4 separate regions of the Homo sapiens genome follow, and regions 1, 3 and 4 are each linked to region 2. Evidence: chromatin contacts called from ENCODE Hi-C or POLR2A ChIA-PET data. All regions are on one chromosome and are shown on one strand. The core of a region is the stretch at or near the end of the contact, and the rest is flanking DNA. Distances in the headings are between cores, read along the strand shown.

The links. Hi-C counts contacts between places; a loop is a spot of excess contacts on that map. ChIA-PET counts read pairs that join two places held with the same protein, here RNA polymerase II (POLR2A). Pooled maps may share reads with other maps.
Region 1: a loop to region 2 is called in a map of CD8-positive, alpha-beta T cell, with 20 times the contacts of the local background. The contact joins the promoter of CD46 here to the promoter of RBBP5 in region 2. A Hi-C loop is called at or near these places in 1 of 168 maps with a recorded cell type or tissue (CD8-positive, alpha-beta T cell), 1 of 37 single-sample maps with no recorded cell type and 8 of 50 pooled maps.
Region 3: a map of B cell shows a loop between it and region 2 (8-fold over the local background). The contact joins the promoter of MIR29B2CHG here to the promoter of RBBP5 in region 2. A Hi-C loop is called at or near these places in 1 of 168 maps with a recorded cell type or tissue (B cell) and 6 of 50 pooled maps. POLR2A ChIA-PET finds 5 or more read pairs at or near these places in 1 of 52 experiments (activated CD4-positive, alpha-beta T cell).
Region 4: a map with no recorded cell type shows a loop between it and region 2 (8-fold over the local background). The contact joins the promoter of PPFIA4 here to the promoter of RBBP5 in region 2. A Hi-C loop is called at or near these places in 2 of 37 single-sample maps with no recorded cell type and 4 of 50 pooled maps.

Annotation. Positions count from the first base shown.
Region 1 is chr1:207,750,279-207,753,772 of GRCh38, forward strand. CD46 (CD46 molecule) reads left to right here and starts at 1,776. Exons shown (of 13, transcript NM_172351.3): 1 at 1,776-2,031. The coding sequence starts at 1,935. RefSeq lists silencers at 1,617-1,726, 2,306-2,663 and an enhancer at 1,827-2,036.
Region 2 is chr1:205,120,007-205,123,371 of GRCh38, forward strand. It overlaps RBBP5 (RB binding protein 5, histone lysine methyltransferase complex subunit), which reads right to left and starts at 1,972. Exons shown (of 14, transcript NM_005057.4): 1 at 1,849-1,972. The coding sequence starts at 1,867. RefSeq lists enhancers at 32-590, 1,754-1,933, 2,074-2,293 and a silencer at 2,655-2,949.
Region 3 is chr1:207,821,384-207,824,782 of GRCh38, forward strand. MIR29B2CHG (MIR29B2 and MIR29C host gene) reads right to left here and starts at 1,320. Exons shown (of 6, transcript NR_135299.1): 1 at 821-1,320. It overlaps LOC148696 (a long non-coding RNA gene), which reads left to right. Exons shown (of 1, transcript NR_026817.1): 1 at 1-1,213. RefSeq lists enhancers at 1,011-1,190, 2,961-3,010 and a silencer at 1,331-1,510.
Region 4 is chr1:203,025,146-203,028,223 of GRCh38, forward strand. It overlaps PPFIA4 (PPFI scaffold protein A4), which reads left to right and starts at 1,346. Exons shown (of 30, transcript NM_001304331.2): 1 at 1,346-1,484. RefSeq lists a silencer at 1,136-1,445 and an enhancer at 1,272-1,793.

The DNA of each region.
Region 1 (3,494 bases), core at 526-3,025, 2.6 Mb after region 2:
TAAAAATTTTTGTTGGTCGGACAGGAAGAGGAAATTCCATGGTTTGGTGAACCCAGAAATTGTTCAGTACATCTCGGTTATAAAACTGTGTTAAATACACTTAAACTCTATAATTCTATAAGACCCATTTTAGGTTTATACACTGAGCATCCAGTTCCTCACCGTCCTCTCATAGGTTAACCCTGTGTAATACAAGTTCTGCTCCCATAATTCTATGAACAAAACAGCCCTTGATATATAGGTTTGATTTTTTAAATACATTTTCTTTACTTTATTCTAAATGTAACATAAGGTCAACATAGAAAACTGAAAAGCATAAGGAAAGTGAAATATCTGTAATCTTATCAACCATTGTTAATTTTGCTGTATTCCTAGTTTCTTTTTATACATATCAATATGGTACTTTTGTTTTAATAAAAGGACTGCCAAAAGGCACATGCCAGTTTGGACTCTGCTTTTTCCACTTACAATGATATCATAGTTTCTCATATTTGGTATTCTTTTGCAATATTTGCTGCATAGAATTCCATCACACAAAGGTAACTGCCAGAAATTCTTTATTACTTTTGCTAGACACTTAGGGTTTACATTTTTTCAAAAATTAATCACATCAGAGTTTTGATCACATCAGAGCTTTGATCACAGCTCTGATGATTTCTCTGGGAACTGAGAGCCTAACACAAGTCATGTCCACTTTAAGACTTTTAACATACTGAAAAGTTATGTTACAGAGTGCTGGTCCCCCTGCAACACGTTCACTCACATTGGCTGACGTTTTAATTCTTTGCCAATCTGAGGGGAAGAAATGTCAACTCTTTGTTTGCTCTTTTAATGTCAGTCATGTCCTTTTCCTTTTACCGGTCATTCCGGTTTACTCACAATCCTACAAATCAATCCTGCTCATTCTTAATTTTCCAGTATTGTTCCTCAGATTGTTTCACCAGAAAAGTTCTCCCCCTTATCCACTCTTCACCTAACAATTTCTACCCATCCGAATCCTTCTGCATTTATTGCTTCCAGGAATTTGGCACTTAGGACACCCTTGTCCTTACATTGTTCATGCATGTATATTTCGTCTTCAATAAAAAATTTAGTTGCTCAAGGGCAAGGGCCCCATAGAGTCTCAATATTCTAATTGCCTGGTGTTGCTTAATAAATTAGATTCGGAAGGGTCCCCTCCAGGGAGGGGAGCAAAGGGCAAATTACCTTAGGGGCTGGGAGTGCAGAAGCCAAACCTTTGAGATTGTGAAAACAAGACGGCCCCGAGACGATCCAGTAGCAGGCATTCAAGCAAGAAAAACTCAAATATTGTTCCCAATAATGCCTGACTAATGCCAAATACCAAGTAAGGGCCCAGGCAGTCCTGACAGCCTGCAGTGCCCCAGGATAAAACTAACCCTGAGGGGTGCTAGCCCACGGTGACCCCCTGTCTAGACTCTGGATCTCTATTTTTAGGTCGAAGTGCTTTATTCTTGACTCCCGAATTCCCGGAAACTATTACCAAAGCAGCTTAGTTTTCTCTCCACCCTGCCTGGGTCACAAATATGACGGCGAGCCAGTCCTTTCCCGCAGGACGCCTCAGGCTTCCGGGATGGTAGGCCAAGGGCTTAGCAAGAAAAAAGGCGGCCTCGGGGAACCTGTTCTGTTAGGTTCCGCCAGGGCCTCCCCCTGACCTCTCGAAGGCCAAGGGCTGCCCATGAACGCCGAGGCTCCGCCCCGCGGCCCGCCGATTGGCCCCAGCCGCCCTGGTGACTCGACGCACTTCCGCCCCGGGCGCGGCTCGGGCCACGCCCACCTGTCCTGCAGCACTGGATGCTTTGTGAGTTGGGGATTGTTGCGTCCCATATCTGGACCCAGAAGGGACTTCCCTGCTCGGCTGGCTCTCGGTTTCTCTGCTTTCCTCCGGAGAAATAACAGCGTCTTCCGCGCCGCGCATGGAGCCTCCCGGCCGCCGCGAGTGTCCCTTTCCTTCCTGGCGCTTTCCTGGGTTGCTTCTGGCGGCCATGGTGTTGCTGCTGTACTCCTTCTCCGGTAGGACCCCGGGGCGGGTTCGCGCGTCCGCGGCGAGACTAGAGCTCTCCTCAGTCGGGCAAGAGTCGCGGGGCGGGGCTCACAGCAGGCCGTGCCTGTTTGGGGACAGGGTTCTCTGAGGGGTGCAGTGCTCAGATCCCGGGGGTATGTGGCGGGGAATGCGGGGACCACGCAGAGCCCGAGGTGAAGCTTGTTTGGTGGCGTCGTGTGCGCGGCCAGCATTTACGCAGGATCTGGCTGCGTCCCTAAAAAAAGCGTGAATCGTGTTTTCGGGATTGAGCCAGTCGGCCAGGGGAGCGCGGACTGGGCGCCCTAGGTGAGGGCTTGTTCTGGAGTGCACAGGTGCGTGGGAGTGTTGCTAGGGCCCGTGCTGTGTCCGTGGTGAGAGTTTGCCCTGTGTTCCCTTGGTGCCTTGGTGAGTGGGGTGTTCATTAGGGCTTGGACAGTACCCGCGGTAAGGGTTGCAGTGCGTCTGCTGTGCCCCATGTGCTGGGCTGGGCGAGCAGGGGCCTGGCCAGGTGTTGCTGGGAGCGTGCTGTGCGTAAGTGGCCTGTGTGCAGAGTTCACTGTGGGCAAGACAGCTCAACTGTTTGCTTTGAATGGAGTGAGCGCGGACTCTGGGGCTAGGGAGGGCATGTTGAGTGAGAGCAGGCTCTCGGTGCCTGGGGTTAGAGAGGTGGTAAGGGCGCGCCATGCTTTTTGTGCCTTCTGTGAACAGTCTCCGTGTTACCTGAGCTCCTATTAGTTTGTAAATGGCTGCTTTTTTGGGGGGTGGGTGGGCCATCGAGTCTTCTTCCTGTTCCCAACCAATATAGATAGTATCTGATTCCATTGCCTAATGGCTTTTTGACATTGTTTTCCTTCTTTTCATTACTTTGAGTCATATTTGAGAGATGTGAAACAACCTAAAAAACAATGGTAGCCAAACCTAGTGAGAAATTAGTATCCTAACAAAGGAAGGCAGATAATGTTAATCTTGTTTTCCCCTGCAGCTCATAAGCTAAAGCTTAAGGCCTATCCCACTAAATTTATTTTGTATTTCATTGAATGGAATCAATACTTTTAAAAATGCATGCTAGGCCAGGCGCAGTGGCTCACGCCTGTGATCCCAGCGCTTTGGGAGGCCCAGGCGGGGTGATTGCCTGTGCCCAGGAGTTCAAGATCAACCTGGGCAACATGGCAAAACCTTGTCTCTACAAAAAAATACAAAAATTAGCTGGGCATGGTGGTTTATGCCCGTGGTCCCAGCTACTCTGGGGGCCGAGGTAGGAGATTCACTTGAGCCCAGGAGGTGAAGGCTGCAGTGAGCTGTGATCATGCCACTGCACTCCAGCCTAGATGACAGAGTGAGACCCTGTCAAAACAAAACAAACAAACAAAAAAAAAACCCGCTAAGAAATACATGCTTATTGTGCGATACGAACAGAATCAAAAGACAGCTATTTTTAATATTTTGGCATATT
Region 2 (3,365 bases), core at 722-3,221:
AAAGCTGTCTTTTTCCAATGACCTTACACTTTATCAACAGCATCATTATTTGCTCTCACCATTTTTCACGTCACTCTCTTACTCATCAGCACTATATGCAATCTATTCTCAAATTTGTCATCCCTACCTCCTCAATGTCTTTTCTATTTCCTAGCTCAGGCCTTCCTCATCACTCATATAATCTACCCCTCCAAACTGGTTTTACACTCCTCCAAAACTCAACTCCACATTGCTGTCAGACAAACCTTACAAACTCATAGCTCTGATTGAGTTACTAAGTCAAAATCCTTCAATGGATCTACCCTACCTTCCCTAAAAAGCCCAAACTTTTGAGCTAGGCATTCGAGAACCAACACAAAATAGATGGCACCGATCCCATCCCCTGGCATTCTCTTTATCCACAACCTGGCCAAGCAGGAAAATTCTTTAGGTCTTCTCTCACTGATGCCTACTGAACATCCCTCCCATATTTTCATACTTCAGCCTGTTGATATTTTACCAACCTTAAAAATCCACTTAAGGCCGGACACTTTGGGAGGCTGAGGTGAGTGGATTGCTTGGGGCCAGGAGTTTGAGACCAGCCTGGCCAACACAGTGAAACCCCATCTCTGCTAAACATACAAAAATTAGCCAGGCATGGCAGTGCGCACCTGTAGTACCAGCTACTCAGGAGGCTGAGGCACGAGAATCACTCGAACCCAGGAGACAGAGGTTGCAGTGAGCCAAGACTGTGCCACTGCACTCCAGCCTAGGCGACGGCGCGAGGCTGTCTTAAAAAAAAAAAAAAAAGTCCACTTAAAACTCCAACTCCTCCACAGGTTTGGGGGGTTTGTTTTTCCTGGTTGACTTCTTCCTTTACCCCAAAGACATTCACTCTCTGTTCCAAACATTCTTAGCAACTGGTAATGACTCTTTCAGGCCTGCCTACATTCTGCAATATCCTACAGCTATTTTACATAATCACCTTAAACTCCCTGCTTAATGAAAAGCTCTTTAAGGGCAAAGACCATTTTTTATGTATCTTTGTAGCCCTTTTGACAATTAACATATCTTCTGACTTTTTTAAAAGAGAAACCTAACCATTAGGAACAGCAAGTAGTGCAGAAGTCCTTGAAAACCTCAGCTACCCCTAGAATACCATGCTAAATGTCACCTAATGGAAGTCCAGGAGAAAGGACCTACAGTTTTTAAATAATCTGGATAGGAGGTAAGGAGGCAATGACTCAAAGTGAGGGCGACAAAAGACAACTCCCTCCGTATTTCACACCTCAGTGTTTTACACACCGTCCCTAGCAAAGGACCTTAAACAGAAAGTTAGGATAATTGGATTCCAGTGCCAACTATGCCATTTACTTGCTTAGTGCCTAGCCATTACCCTCTGAGCCTTTATTCATCTGTTCAATGAGAAGCTTCTACCAGAAGATCTCCAAGTCCCCTCCTTAGACTTCTCTTTTCTACAAAAAGATTAACCTGTTCAGGCACCCAATTCCCTGACAAGTCTTCAAAGCTTCATCCCAAGCCTCACTTCTTCAAATTCCATCTCCAACAACTCTGGTCCTGGCTGCTCTGGGTACTTCAACACCTGCGATCCTCATAATCAAAGCTAAGTCACAAACTGTCTGTCCCCATCGCTCCATAATTGATATGAAAGTGGCCTCGGGAGGGGCAATGCAACCTACTCGGGCAGAAGGTGGGCTTCCTCCTCCCGCTGCTGCTCCACATCAGGTGTGCCCAGTGATCCATAGCCGAACAGTGTCCCTAAGATTGCAGCCTGACTCCCCTCCCGCCTGGGTTCCCTCCTTTCCAGTACCCAACGCTTCTCTAAAACGCAGCCACAGCCCTTCTCACCCAGCAACTCGAGGTTCATCCCTGCGGACTGTGGCCGCCCGGTCTCAGCTCCGGCAACAACACCTTCTCCCCGGCCGGCTTCAGCAACTTGCGTCTAAGTGGTGGACGCCGCGAAGAGACTGGCGCAAGCTCCGAAGACTTTCGGCCTTAGAAGGCCCCGCGGCTTCCGCTTTCTTCCCCCGCCTTCCTTGTTCGTTTCAGGTGGGCTGCCCAAATATATGCCTGACCAAAATCAAGCATACACTCTCTCGGAAACAATTAATTATGATCTTTGCTGAGGTACAACAATGTTATCGTCACTAGGGACTTTAAATAGCGCGACAATTTAAGATTATTTGCTCCGGGAACATGTAGGTGAGGTAGAAATTCCAGGCATACAGTTAACCTACTAGTTCTTGCCCTGTTGTGTGTTCAGCGGCGTTGTCCGGGCGGGCTACCTCAGACTCCGCAGGAAAGGTTCCGGACAAGTCCTGCTAATGCAAGAAACCAGGGAAGGTCGTCCCCTAGTGCTCGGGTGTGTAGCGCCGCTGACCTCACCAAGGCGCGTACTTACCCTGTATGTAGGTGGCGTTGCAGGGTGTTTCGGTCTCGTGAAAATTATTTCTCATTTGTAAAGATATGCTATTGATCCTACAGAAAGGTACGACAACATATGTTAGGCCTGTCTGTGTTAAGATAATAAAAACCTTATTATCTAAGGTTTTACCCTTTACCAAACAGTGTTGACAGGGACGCTGTGAAAAAGACTGTGAAAAAGAATTGGAATGAGGGGTGGACTGAGTTTCCCGGAGCTCAGTCATACAGAACTCCAATGAAATACCCAAAGCAATTAGAGAAGTCCAGTTACTGGTATCTAGCGAAAGAGCAAATTTTATATGAACAAATTCCTACTATAAATGCTGTGGCTCATCAGAAAAAGGAAACAACGTCAAAGGCTCGCTGCAGAAAATAGTACTCGGGCTAGGTCTCCGACAATGGAAAAATACACATACACAAGTTTATTAATCGCAGTATTGTCTGCAATTGCAAACTTTTGGAAACAATAATGAAACTTTTGAACTAGGGAGCCCAGCATTTTCATGTTGCCCAGGGCCCTGCAAATTATGTAGCTAGTCCAGTCTGCCTCTACTTGACAAATTTGCAGAAAAAGCAGCCTCATTCACACAGTGCACCCTGTCCCTGGGCCCCAGTTGATTGCTCTTTCAGTAAGCCCCTGACCTAAGCTCAACCCAATTAAATTCCTTTCCCAAGAATTTGGAATGGGAATTAAGTGGCCCCCACAGTCTGACACATCGATTGAAGAGAGTAAATGTGAATTAAGGAGCTATTTAAAGCGCCTAATAATAGATGGACACCATGGTAGTTGGCTGCAGGTTGCAGAATGAAGCAGAAGTCCAGAAACTAGTCAAAGATAATACTTGGTGTATCCAATTAGTTCCCAAGAACATATTACATTAATGTCTTCTATTTCCATTATCCTTGGACCTTTATAAAGTATGTCTTTTGCAGCCGGGTGC
Region 3 (3,399 bases), core at 70-2,569, 2.7 Mb after region 2:
CAGCTCATCAGAGGAGTCCAGAAAGATCATAAACCCACCCAGGGAAAAGAGGGGAAGCCAGTGACAAGGGGAGTAAACTGTCAAAACTACCTCCCAACCAAGCCCCCGATAATCATCACATCTTTTCCTTCAGAAACATCCTCTCAAAAATCAGATGGGACATGAGTGAAAGAAGGGTGCCACCCCCTCCACCAGAGAGGCCCTAGGGGCCATAGGTGGTATGGGGCACTCAGAAGGATGTTCTGTAGCCTCTTCCCCAAGATGAGGCTAGAAAACCACCACTTTTGTCCTCAAGCTTGGCTCCTGCCAGTAACTAGACAAGAGTTAGCCCTCCCAGGGATTGCAGTCCTTCACTGCTACCCAGTCAGACCCTCCCCAGCTCTATGGGCCCTGGGGAGCAAGAAGGTAGGGTTGCAAGGAAGGGCCGAGAAGGCGCGTGCCATGCCCTCAGTTATGTAATAAGAAGGGCGGTGCTCGTCCTAGGCCAGAGACCCAGGGCGCACTGCGCTTCCAGATGCGCAGTCACGGGTGGGGGCCACTGCGCATGGCGCAGGGCTTGGTAAACCCCCTCCCCACAAACGTGAGACCTGCGACAAAGACAGGTTAGAGAGCCGGGACCCTGATTTTTCGAGGCCTCCCTCCCCCAACCAAAGGCGGACAGCCTGCTGCCCTAGTTTTATTCTGATTCTCCTCATTCCCTAGACTGACAAACCTTTCTAACCCGGGGCCTCCAAACCTCCCGTCTCCCACTGACTTTTCTGGAAATCCCACCAGATGCGGAGTTTCGAGCAATTTCCTGGGGTCAGTCCCCCATCCTCACCTTTCCAAGCACCACGTAGTAGTAGCTTCCAGAAGGTAGATCTTTCCCATACTGGGCTCAGCTCACAACTGGCTCTTGAGGGCCTCTGGACAGCCCCGGACGTCAATGCAAATCTGTTGTCCCCAGGGAGTAGCCCAGAGTCAGCAGGAAGCCCAGGGTGGTGGCAGTATCAGCAGCAGCAGCTCTGCCCTACCTTGCCCATGCGTTTCCAGGGGAGCCAAGAATTATTTTGCCGCAACACTGAGGTGTGGCTGATTGGAAAATTCCCTTTTCCAACACCAAACTACAGAATAAATATTTTCTTCCAATTTGGTCAACCCTCTGCATACCCATCTCCCTAGCATTCTTCCCTCTAAATAAAAAGTTTTGGGAGCCCTGAGCTCTTCCTCCTTATAGTGCGTGAAATTTTAAAAGGCATAGGAAGAGGCTTCAACTGGGCAGTCAAAAGCAGGCATAGACACAGGAGCCTACGCACACCCCTAAAGAGATTTTAGAAAGCTGCTGGGCTTCTCCCCGCTCCCCTTTAAGCAAGTGAAATGCAAATTCAGATTTGATACCCTGCCCTGAGCCAATCAAAAAAAGCTTTTCACCTGCCATTGGCCCACCCACCAATCAGAGGAAGTGTCTGGAGGGAGAGCCCTCCCCTGGCCAATGGAAGGCCAGCTCAGTCACTTAGTTAATGATGCAGCAGTACAGGGAAGGCCATCACATGTGAACTGGAAGGGAGCCAACATGGAGACACAGAGAGCGCAAGGTAAACAACTTTCCAACGCCAAAAGGATGACATTTAATCTCTAAATGCTAGCTTCCCTTCTTAGCTCATCCTTAACCCCTCTCAGCTGGCCACAGAGACCCCAGGAGCCTCACTACCTGTCCCCATAGAGCTCCTAACCAGATGCAACAGTGACTGCGTCACCATTCCCCACTTTTCCCAACTACGCAGTGACAAACCTACCAGCTTTACCCCACTTCTCCCAGCCCACACCCCACCCTGGCCACTCGGCTCCCCACCAGCCTCAGAATCCCAGGGCCAGACCTTTCAATAAGGCAACCCCTGGGAAAAAACTGTCCCTCTGTCTTCCTTTCGGCACTTCTCACTCCCTTACCTTCCACATAAGACCTGCACGGACAGACAGATGGACGCTGACACCCAAACAACTTGGAGAACCAGTCTGTCTGTCCACTAGAAGGAAATAGGGTAAAAGCTGGGAGGTCAGGTGGGAAGCAGGGGATGGTTCACTCCTCTCACCTCTACCCTGGTCAGGCTTGAGCAGCTGACACTAGGGAAAAGAAATTAAAGTGGGAAAAAACCCTCCCTCAGAGAAATAAATAGCAAAAATCGAGAAAGAAGGTGAGAAAGACAGAGCACCCACATACACAGAGACAGCGCCCCTGATCCCAGCAAATACATACGTGGGGGAAGAAGGGGGTTACGCCATCAAGTCCTGAAGCCCGTCGGACCACCCATCGCCGCCTGCGCAGACCCAAATCTTGGTCCCGCCGTAAGGTGCCGCAGTCCCGAATGTTCCAGAATTTGGTCCCATCAAACCCTCCACCGTCGCCCCACAACCTCTTGCTCCCACCCCTGCCCCCCACCACCACCCCACCTCCTCCCCACGGGAACCGCCCGTGCCACCTTGCGTGTCATCTCCTAGCCTAGGCTACCCAGAGGCCTCTGGCCCTGACAGATCTCTGAACGCTCAGCAAGTGAGCTGGCAGAACCTGGTGCCCGGTGTTGCTATGACTTGTTTCTTGATTTCTCTCTCTCTCTCTGCTGCAGCACGGCTGTTGCTAGCAGACCTATCGACGGAGCTTGCTTGCTCGCTCGCTCTCTCACTCTCTCTCTCTCTCTCTCTCTCTCTCTCTCTCTCAGCTCTGTGACGCAGATCTAAATTCTCCAGTCTGCTCCTTGTGTTGCAAGAGCAGAACTGCAGCTTTTCCCCTGGAGAGCCGGAGGGCAGTGCCAAGGCTGGTCAAACAAGGCAAAAAAAGTTGGGCCTACACTCTGCTTCCTTGGCCACACTTTTCAGCTCACACCCTCCCACCTCACCCCTCCTGCACCTCACTGCTCTGGGGCATAGAGGTCCCTGTCCTTTCAGGCTCACTCCTTCCCTGAGGCCTTCTCAGGCATAAGAGTAGCTTAACTCTTTGAGTGGCAGCCCCCAGTGCCCAGACAGGGCTGCCCTGTACTAAATGTTGCAACATGTTTTCTTGAGCCATATGGGCTTCTCCAGCCCTGAGAAAAAATGTTCCTCACCCTGACCACTGTCCCATTAACTCTTTGTGCCACAGACAAGTCCAGGATTACAGTCATAGCTGATTTCTGTTGTTTTTTGCCTTTTTGGCCAAAAACCAGGACCTTTTTCTCCCTGGAATTTCTTAAGGACAAAAAGCGTAATTAAAACATTGCCTGCCTACCCCACACATGAGATCCTTCTATCAGGGCAGGAATTTGAAAAACCAAATTGAACTGCAGCCTGAAGAATCCAGAGTAAAACCAGTCTGGATATCCATCCTTCCTGGGCTCAAAATTTTAGGGCCTAGGTAAATACGTTCAATTACTTTTCAAGTAATTGGCC
Region 4 (3,078 bases), core at 96-2,595, 2.1 Mb before region 2:
TTTGCTCTGTCAAGCAACATAAATTGATCCTTGAACGCTGTGAGAGTTATGGACACAGACCCTCACACAGTTGAAAATCTGCTATGACTTTTGACTGCCCGAAAACTTAATAGCCTACTGTTGACTGGAAGCCTTATTGATAACATAAACAGTTGATTAATGTGCATTTTGTATATGTAGTATATACCTTATTATAATAAGCTCGAGAAAAGAAAATGTTATTAAGAAAATCAAAGAAGAGAAAATACATTTACTGTTCATTAAGTGGGTCATCATGTTGAGCAGGCTGACGAGTAAGAAGAGGAGGGGTAGTCTTGCTGTCTCAGGGGTGGCGGGGAAGGAAGAAAATCTGCATGCAACTGGCCCTGTGCAGTTGAAGGCCCTGTTGTTCAAGGGTCACAGATTTAGCTTCACTTACCCACCCCTCAGATCAGAATTACTCAAGATTTCCCTGTCTTCAAAGAGACGCAAGGAAATTATGCCAAATGGTGAATATATTGGGTGGAAGATAAATGAGAGAAGGTTGTATGTGTCACTGATCTCAACTATAGCATTTGCTGCTGATATAGAACATGCTGTGTATATATCTATAAATACACACACATGAACACATTGCATGTATATAAAAATTGTTCACACTTTTAGTGGTGCTTACTGGGTATTGGTAAAGGATTGAGTAGGCACTGTGATGAAACTTCACAAAGCAGATGGAAAAGATGCATTAATAGCCACAGGGGGCAGGGTAAGGGAGCAATTCAGGAAAATGGAGAGGCTTAGCTAAAATTTGTCAGTCAGGAATTTTGGCATTTGAGACTTGTTTTCATACTATGTATATGTAATAGACAAACCCTTCATTTTGTAGTAACAGTGTTAGAACAGCCAGGTGCCTGAAGGCAAGCGACACAATTCACTGAAGAGCATACTACAGATGTAGTATCCGGATATCAAGTTTCCCCACTTAAAAAATGGGTGCGATCAAAGGAAAAGCAAGGAACGGGCAGGAGAGCAAGCGTGAAAGGTGACAAACTTGACAATTACAAGGCCGAGACTAAGGCCAATTTAGGGAACGGGCTGTTAGACTAGGAACAAGGGCGAGTTCAGAGGGAGGGGCAGAATGTGGGCAGCACTCCTGGGCCCTGAGACCCTTCTGCGGAATAAAACTCTGGCACTTCGCCACCTCCTAGGCTGAACCAAGATGGCGCGCGGCCTCAAAGCGGCGCTCTCGTCACGTGCCCGGACCCGAGGCGCTTGGGGGCGGGAGGCGTGGCCTCGGTCGCGGCAGCCCAGCCCCGCCTAGGGGGCGGAGCCGGGGGGGGTTGTCCGCGGAGGAAGGGGGCGGGGCCCCGCGGCCGCGCGCTTGGGCGGCGGAGGCTGCAGCTACCTCGGCGCCGGCTCGGCTCTAGGACGTGTCGGGCTGCACGGGTCGGGGGCGGCTCCCTGCTGCTTCCGAGCCTAGCCGCCTGGCCTTCGGCATTTGCAGGCAGGTGAGCGCCCAGAGCCTGGACTGGGGTAGGATGCGTCTTTTCCCCATCTCCAGCTCCCCTCGACAGTTTGGGGAGGGGTCTCGTCTATCGCACCTCGGGAAACAGCCCTTTTTGACTCCGTATGTGCTACCTCCGGCAGGCGTCGGTACTGCTTACCCTGCCGCCCCTCGCCCTCCTTTGCGGTGCCCTGTGCCCTTGGGGGTGAGGATAGGGGCGATGCCTGATCTGCGGGGAGGGCGTGGAGTGCGCCCTCTGCTCCATCGGCTTCAGGGGAGGGGGCCGAGTTGGCGAGTCTCCCGGTGGGAACGGAGCAGACTGCGCCCCCATTTCCCCTCCAGGAGAGTCAGAAAAAGCGCCTCTCGGCTCCGGGGCCAACCCCACTCCTTTGGGGACGCGATTCTGATGGGCTGAGGTCTTCGCTCTTCGCGGGGGTCTTAATCTTTCCCGAGTTGCTCATAGCACCCCTGTTCCTGTCGCTAGCTCTCCATTCCTCGAACTGCCAGCCTCAGTCTGTGCCAGAGATGCCCCCATCTCCGCAGTGCCAGGGCGGTGGGGTGGAAGGAGCGGCCAACCCGAGGCCTGGTGGGGGTGGGGACAGGGGTGGGCGCAACAGGAAAAGAGGGCTGGAATAGAGATGCCTGAACTGGGAGGGTGGGAGTGGGGCGCTGACTTACGTCCACGCAGTAGGGATGTTTTCCAGCGCAGATTTTGAGGTTTTGATGGTGGGTGGGAAGAGAGAGGTCGGGCTGGAGGACTTGGAGACATGGTGTAGGTGGTTTTCTTCGAGAAGGAGGAGGGATCCAGGACAAGGTGCCACTAGGAGCTGATGTCACCTTTGAGGAGAGGTGTGCTGGTAGTTTCCATCAGAGGAGCAGGAGAGTTGGGGCCGTTCTGTGTGGAGAGCAAGTGGTTAAGGAGGCGCTGCTTCGCAGGGAGATCCCCTCCTGGTGTGAGCTTAAGGGTCCCCTCCAGGAGCCAGGTTTCAGGGATTTCCCATAGTCCTTTCCAGAGTTCTTGGATCTGGTACCTAGTACTTTGCTCAACATCCAGCAAACATTTGTTGGACACCTACTATCTGCCAGATACTATGCTCGGTGCTAGGTCTTCTGAAGGCAATTTACAGCCACGGAGTAGCTGAAAGGTACACATAGGAGGCACACATAGCAGGTATTCTGTTAACACCCTTCTCACCGCCCATCCCCATTCTGTTACATTGCTGTTGGATTAGAAAAAGAAAGAACTGTGTCCACGTGCTTTCAAACAGCTGTCTGAATTAGACTCCAACCTACACACCCCCTACCACTATTAACTGGCCAGGTAGTCCCAGGGAAGCTGCCTAAGCAAAAGGGCAGCTTGAATGATTTCCCTTGGTTATTTTCTCAGATTTTGTCCTGAGGCTTGAGGAGGCTTCGTGGGGTAAACGGTATCTCAAAGTAAGGAGATAATGAATGACAAAATGGTTATTGGGGGCCAAGAATGTCCTAGACACTCTGTGTAGTGGGAGACGCCATCTCTGGAAGATGGAATAGTGTGGGGGAGGAGGGTGTAGAAGGGAATTCGCATCCAGTGGAGTTGGGGTTTGTGCTGCTGAGCA